Linked DNA regions of Homo sapiens: regions 2 and 3 are each linked to region 1. A link is a loop called in an ENCODE intact Hi-C map of the cell type or tissue named here. Cell type or tissue: PC-9. All regions are shown on one strand.

Region 1 (2,500 bases):
GTTTATTAGAAATCTGTTAATTCTTACGTATCTTTTATGTAAAGCGTGATTGTCTATCTTTAATCTTTATCAACAAAATGAGATTTGACTTTTAGTTGGAAATTTTCCTGCAGGACAGTTTTAGCTTTGGGCTTTTCAGTATTCTGTTATTTGTCTAGTTTTTGGTCAGTGAAAGAAGTAAAATCTGTATATATGTAACTCCAGAGTATACTCTAATATTAATGTGATAAATCTTCTTTTTTTGGGGGTGGGGGAGACAGAATCTTGCTCTGTTGCCCAGTCTGGAGTGCAGTGGCACGATCTTGGCTCACTGCAACCTCCACCTCGTGGGTTCAGGCAATTTCTCCCATCTCAGCCTGCCAAGTAGCTGAGATTACAGGAGCCTGCCACCACGCCTGGCTAGTTTTTGTATTTTTTCTTTTAGTAAACAAGGGGCTTCACCATGTTGTCCAGGTTGGTCTCGAGCTTCTGACCTCAGGGGATTCACCCACCTCAGCCTCCCAAAGTGCTGGGATTACAGGTGTATGCCACCATGCCCAGTCTTAATATGATAAATCTTTTAATTTAGGGAGGCAGAACAGAGAGCATTCACTATATGAGTAAGTTAACAGATTTTGGAATGCAGTGGAAGAATTTGATGCAGAATAAAGCATGCTTTCATGCAGATCCATAGTCATTGCAGTTAGAATTCAGGTCTGCAACAGACATAAATTGGCTAGTGTAAAGAAACCCCATATTATTATTCAGTTCTAAAATACAAACTGGGATGTAGACCTTTTTAAGACACTTCACTTTATTAAATAGCTTTTGGGTTGATAGAGTAATGTAATTTTCTTACTTTGTGTCAGAGTCCATTGGCCAGCTACTTGTACTACACTGTATTATATCATGGCAGACAAAAGCATTGCAGCCCCAGGTCAAGGCCATGCAGTGAGTTAGGGATTGAGTTCCTGCCGTTTTTCAGGACTTCTGATTTCTAGCCTAAGGTTCTTACTCTTTGATCCCACCAGTGGGCACTGACTGGATCAGAGGCAGTCACTCCAAACATTGCTTTTTTAATGGTAGGAAATAGAAACGAAAGACACTTGTTTCCACTGCAAGAATGAGCCTGATCAAGTTTTCTGGTATCCGCACCTGTGTTAGTTCTGTATTAAAAGCTGTTTACACAGCTGAGTCAGGAATTGTCCTTCACCTGTACTTGCTACAAAACAAGAGAACCCAAACTTTCTTTGCCACTGTTTATTGGTTAGGAACCTATGATCATGCTGATAAATTACTGAATTCTCCTGTTACAAGTTAGGAAACAGTGGGATTGTTCCATCAGTTTGATTCACTAGACAGTGTTGATTTCTGGTCTCCCTGGAACCATTGTTGACTGAACAGGAAACTGTTTCTGTTACCTCTGCTAATAGTAAAGAGCATGGTGCAGATATTCAAAATAAAATGATTTATAACTACCCAGAAGGTACAAGTGCTATCAGGACAAGTTCCTCATAGCACAGTCATGTCATTTGGAACACAAGGTAGATTGTTACATAATTAATATGTTTGTGATATTTAAATTATTGCATGTATAAAATTCTGTAGATGTGAAAATTATGGGGAAAAATAAGTATTTTAAGAGTTTATGTCATTTTTAAATAACATATAAAGTGTATACATGCATTACTTTGTCAGCTGATGGTTCATTGTTTCAGAAGTGGCGTATAAATAAATTACTAACTGAAATGCCCAAGTAAAATGCTCTAAAATGTTTTAGTGTGGCCCTTTTTATAGTGAGATATCTTTTCATAATTCAAAAATTTTGTTAAATTTTAAATTATCTAGTCTTTTTCTCACATTTTGGTGTGAAAAACTAAGAACATAGAATTATTCATGTTCTTAGTGATTTTAAGGACTTATTTTTAAGTGTATTATAGACATTTTTATTTAAAACATGTTTTTTAAAAAATTATTATAGCTGTATGTTGATGTCTCATCTTGAGGAACCAAAAGTAACAGAAGATGAAGAACCACCCACAGAACAAGATAAGAGGAAAAAGATGGTAAGTTATAAAAGTAGCTTGTAAAAATTAAGAACCATATATTATCATTTTCTGTAGGTTCAGAAATATCTATGGTCTATTTGTCCATCCAGCTATATGTCTATCCATCTATCCCATGTTACAGAATTAATGTAAGGTGTACCCTAAAACAGATACATTTTATTCCTAGTACAGAAAGTTGAGGTTAACTTTTCATCTGAAATAACTGTTGCTTATCTTAGTGCAGAGCAGATGATTTAGTGTTTTACTTATGGAAGGTATGTGTGACCTGCAAACCTTATTTAAGTTGAAATGTTTATTCTTCTGTTTTGAGGAGATGTACTGAAATTTCCTTGCATTCCCTATTATTTTATAGATCTTCACATGAACTTTTGCTGATCTGCATCACAGGCTTTTATAAAAATGCCCTTAAGTTAACCACTAACTTGTTGTAAAAACCACTAATTCTCACCAGA
Region 2 (2,500 bases), 140 kb before region 1:
GAGGCGTAAGGCTGTTGCTAGGATAAGAGACTTAGGGAACTGAAAGATGGGCCACAGTGTCCCTCCTGGGCCTGAGCTATATCACTGGCAGGTTTGAAAACAAAATGAAAATTAGATTTTACTTTAAAAAGCATGTAAGTAACAAATGCTATAGGTCTTTAGGAATGTCCTTCATTGACATTCCTTCATTGACATTTTTGAGACTCTGTCTCAAAAATAAATAAATAAATAAATAAATATTAGTTGAGAGACATCAGCAGTTTGGCTGGAAATTGCTTTTGAGATAGATCTTGTACCTACTAAAGCTTCTGGCTTGATACATTTTGGTAATTTAATATATATTTATGTCATAGGTAAGTGGAAGCGAATTTATACTTAAGCCTTTTTTTTTTTGAGACGGAGTCTTGCTCTGTTACCCAGGCTGGAGTGCAGTGGTGCAATCTTGGTTCACTGCAATCTCTGCCTCCCGGGTTCAAGCAGTTCTTCTGCCTCAGCCTCCCAAGTAGCTGGGACTACAGGCGTGTGCCACCATGCCTGGTTAATTTTGTATTTTTAGTAGAGGCAGGGGTTTCACCATATTGGCCAGGCTGGTCACGAACTCCTGAGCTTATGGTCTGCCAGCCTTGGCCTCCCAAAGTGCTGGGATTACAGGCCTGAGCCACCTCACCTGGCCTACTTAAGCCTTATTAACAAAAAAACGGATTATTACTAAAATAACCTTTTTAGTTATTGTTAAGAATACAGGTGTTTTTAAAATTGAAAATACATTTTAAAAACATGGAAAAGTAAAGAAAAATATTAACTGCCATGTAACTATTACCTAGATCTAATAGTCAACATTTTGCTGTTTTTGCTTTCTGACTTTTTTTGAGCTATTTTAAAGGAATTTAAATATTTTTTTAACTAAATTCTTCAACATTTATCTGTGAAAAGATAGATTTATTTTTTAAGTATTTAACTTTTATCATCCTGAAGAAGTAAAAAGTAATTTAATATCATTTAATACTTTTATCCAGTTTTCTAGATTGTTCTCAAACACATTTTTACAAGTGGCTTGAGCCAGAAAAATGAATAAGGTGCATTTGACATGTCTTACAAATCTTTTAATTTTGAATAGTATTGACTTCCTCCCTCTCCCCCTTAAAAATGCCATTGACTTGTTAAAAAAAAACTAGATTAGTTGTCTTGTAGGATGCTCTGCCTCCTACATTTGTTGATTAATATACCTTGCTGATTAGGTTCAGGCTAAGCAGATTTGGGCATCTATAGCGAATATTTTTTGTCTCAGTATTCGTGATGAATTATTTAATACATGAACTTTGATGTAAAACTTTTTTGGTGCTAATGTTTCTTAAGGGAAAATTATGAAGACAACAATTCTGAGGCTAAAAAAGTTTAAGAATATTTGAAATGCTAAAATACTTAGTGTGTAATGGTTAGCTTTTGATACTTTGGAGTCAAGGCTTTGGGCTTCTCAGTTACAGCCACTAAACAGTCAGTAGGTGGCACTGTTTCTTCTGGTTTAGAAATAGAAAATGTTAAGTATTTGGGGGTTTCATGAACTAGTACCTAACATGTTTCATTAAACAGTTTATTTGCATATTGTCTCACTGAATATTCCTTCCCCCCTCCACATTTTTAGAATCACATGTAGAAAAAAATATTTTTATTTCTCCTACTTGGTTGCTTTATTACTTACTCTTTTCCAGCTGAGCCTTCTGTAAGCATGTATCAGTTGGTGTTTTCTGGAGCAGATAGGAGGTATACAGGGCTTGTGAATATATTAGTTGGCAATGGTTACTTCCTGTGGTTTCTTCTTTATTCCTGTTGTTTCTTCTTTCTTTATCTCTCTCCCTGCTTTTACTGAAAGGTAAAGGGCTGAAAGGTGTTAAAGAAAAACTTTTCAAACACTTGTAAAGGATGATAAGACAGACTTTATTCAGATGGGACTACTGCAGTGGGGTTTTGCAGTAGGGGAGAGAAATTGTGCTCAACTCTGAATACAAGGAAAAGTGGGAATTTATTGCCAAGGAGCAGGGATGGAAAGGGTGGGAGGTTGGGGGGATGGGGGGTTGAGAGGATGGAAAATTACTAAAAAGAATCATCAGGGATGAGAGGGGGTTCCTGGCCAAACTGACCTAATAGGATTCTTGCCGAAAGCAACCTGATGAGATATTGATGATATCAATGTCAAGGATAGGGGATTCTGGCTAAACCAACATAGCAAGATTTCTTGCTAAAATTGGGTGACGCAAAGAACAGACATTTTGGAAGTCCAAAAGTAGAAGCCTAGTTAGGACAAAGATTCAGAAAAGCCTCACTAAAGTTTGGTTAAGGAGAGGCTGTTTGTCGAAAGATAGTGCCGTTGCTTCTTCATTCCAGCCATTTGTGTAGAGACCTTTCGTAGGCTAGCTAGAGAGTCTTGAATTAGAACTTTAAGAGATGCCTGATGTCCTTGACTATTAGGTTTTTGTTTTTAAATTTCCATACTATTGTTTCT
Region 3 (2,500 bases), 76 kb before region 1:
AAGGTCAAATAGACTAGGAGACTGTTAATCAGAAAAAAGATGATGAGAACCTGAATTATGGAGAGAAGGGGAAAGATTTGAAAAATATTTAGGAGATATTTCTTCTTCTTTGAAGAAGAACCAGGAGGTAGCCATGATATAATTTATCGCTAGGTAGATAGTGATTCATGTCACTTGAGTTAGGAAATACAGGAAGAAGAACTGTGTTTTAGGAAGACAATGAGTTGGTTCAGTATTAGAAGTTGAGATAACCTTCTGGCTGATAATGTGCTGTAGTTAGTTGATTGTTTGGAATTCAGAGAGTTGTTGTAGATATGATAGATTTGTATATCATCAGTGTGTTCATGGGACATGAGAAGACAGCCAAGGATACTACCCTGAGAATGGTATTTGGAGGATGCTATTTTTTTTTAAACTTTTCTTCTGTGGAAAAAATTATAGATTCACAGGACGTTTGAAAGATTGTATAGAGAAATCCCATGTGTCCTTCACCCAATTTCTCCTTACATGTTATGTAATTATAGTAGAATATTAATTCTCCCCTCTTTAATTATTCCTGGTAGTTTTCTTATTTTAATAACCGATGAATTCATTTTTGAACTTTCAGAGTATTGTAGGCAATGTCTTGTAGTTACTGTGGGCCCAAAGGGTGCTTACATTTACTTAAAGCTGCATATCAGGGATTGGACACATTCTTTAGCCACTAGAATTATAAGGTATTGAATCTCTTCAAGCATTGATTAAGACAGTGTGTTATATAGTATAGTAGAATTAGTATTCTACTATAATTACATAAGATGTAAGGAGAAATTGGGTGAAGGATACGTGGGATTTCTCTATACAATCTTTGAAAGCAGTGTGTTTAGCGATTGCTTACGTTAGTTTTGCTAATGCTAGCATATTTTGAATACACATTTAAGTAAGTAGATAAATTTTCCAAGGAAATTTTAAGTCTACTGATAATCAAAATGAACTTGACTGTTTTTTTCTTAATATTCTTTCTTTTTTGTTTCATGAAAGATTGAGCTATGGAGAGTGAAATTGAAGTGAGTTTTAAGGCCCAATATGTACTACTCTGTTAAATAATGGCATTTTCATAATTCTCTTCCTTTGGAAAACTCCTTAATAAAGCCTTCCAAGTGGTTTTTCATTATTAAAAGGGACAAAATTATATTTAACATAAGTTCTGGAGATTTAATATACAGTGCAGTGACTGTAGTTAAAAAATAATGTATTGTACACTGGAGAATTGCAGATAAAATCCCAACAATTGAACTTAGTAGTATGTGTCATCAAAAGGGGAATACATATATACTGTGTGGCATTGTAATTTGCTTTGAATTATATTGACATTTGAATTACTTCTTAGGTGAGGAGGTATTTTGTAATTTATTTGGTTTCCTTTTTGTGTTCATGAAATTATAGATATTATTATGTTTTACAGATTGACTTTTTACCCGTTTTGTTTTCTTCCAAAATACCTACTGTGTAATACATTGAATCAACCTCCCTAACAGTAATTCAGCAAACTAGAATTTTAGATCGAAACTTCTCTTCTTCTTCCATCTTTGTGTTCTTGATTCATTAAAAATGTTATCAAAAATTCTTAAATATGTTGAAAAGATAACAAAAACACCTTTGCCCTCATCCCAACATCATCCTTTTTCCTTTCCTGTATCTAAGAAGCATTAACAGTTTTTTCTGTTTGCTTCCAGAAACATTTTTGTGTATATCATATACAGATATCTAGATATTTAAAAAAATTCTTTGACATGTGGAATTGTTATACACACTTCTGCACCTTTTAAAAAGAATTTGTTTGAAAATTTAAAATTCTGTGTCAAATCCTCCCATCCTTTTTTTTTTTTTGTGTGTGTGTGTGTGTGAGGTGAGGAGGTCGACAGATTCTTGCTTTATCATGTAGGTTGGAGTGCAGTGGTGGGATCATAGCTCACTGACTGCAGCCTTGAATTCTAGGGCTCCAGCGATCCTCCTGCCTCAGTCTCCTGAGTAGCTGGGACTCTAAGCAGGCACCACCATGCTTGGCTAACTTTTAAATGTTTTTCAAGAACAGAGTCTTGCCATGTTGCCCAGGCTGGTCACCAACTCCTGGCCCCAAGCAGTCCTCCCGCCTTGGCCTCCCAATGAGTTGGGATGATAGGCATGAGCCATGGCATTCAGCCCCTAAAATCTTTTTTAATGGCTTTTCAATATTCTTGAATCTGTTCCATAATTCGGTTACTTTACTGATGAACATTTAGGGTGGGTTCATTTTAGATTAATTATTTAGGTGAAAGCATCTATAGAATTTAAAATACCAAAGTTAGTATGTCATCTGTAGAGACAGGGAGAGGAAAATAGATATTTCTTATATGTGCAGTCTATTAAAATGAACAGATGTATGTAGCCTTGACATATATATTTTTTAAACTGCCAATAGGCAATTGAATAGTATTTTTTAATTTTTCCTTTCCAATTATAAACAGAACTTTGTTTTGCT

The links. Peaks named below come from ENCODE experiments on the same cell type or tissue, not always from the same donor. Only the 100,000 strongest peaks of a DNase experiment are listed, where the experiment ranks them.
Region 2: a loop joins it to region 1, with 2.2 times the contacts of the local background. A loop is called at or near these places in 1 of 110 quality-filtered maps.
Region 3: it touches region 1 in a loop (3-fold over the local background); 1 of 110 quality-filtered maps calls a loop at or near these places.

What each region holds. Positions count from the first base shown.
Region 1 is chr5:62,599,804-62,602,303 of GRCh38, forward strand. IPO11 (importin 11) reads left to right here. Exons shown (of 30, transcript NM_016338.5): 29 at 1,961-2,045. It overlaps IPO11-LRRC70 (IPO11-LRRC70 readthrough), which reads left to right. Exons shown (of 4, transcript NR_073584.1): 3 at 1,961-2,045. Among named protein-coding and RNA genes, the nearest start is that of LRRC70, 22 kb to the left of the region's middle. In PC-9, no CTCF peak of the experiment used is centred here; a DNase peak (open chromatin) is centred at 1,238.
Region 2 is chr5:62,459,176-62,461,675 of GRCh38, forward strand. The region is part of intron 5 of IPO11 (importin 11); the gene reads left to right. Among named protein-coding and RNA genes, the nearest start is that of IPO11, 48 kb to the left of the region's middle. In PC-9, CTCF peaks have their summits at 1,493 (motif pointing right) and 1,692; no DNase peak of the experiment used is centred here.
Region 3 is chr5:62,523,501-62,526,000 of GRCh38, forward strand. The region is part of intron 20 of IPO11 (importin 11); the gene reads left to right. Among named protein-coding and RNA genes, the nearest start is that of IPO11-LRRC70, 54 kb to the right of the region's middle. In PC-9, no CTCF peak of the experiment used is centred here; no DNase peak of the experiment used is centred here.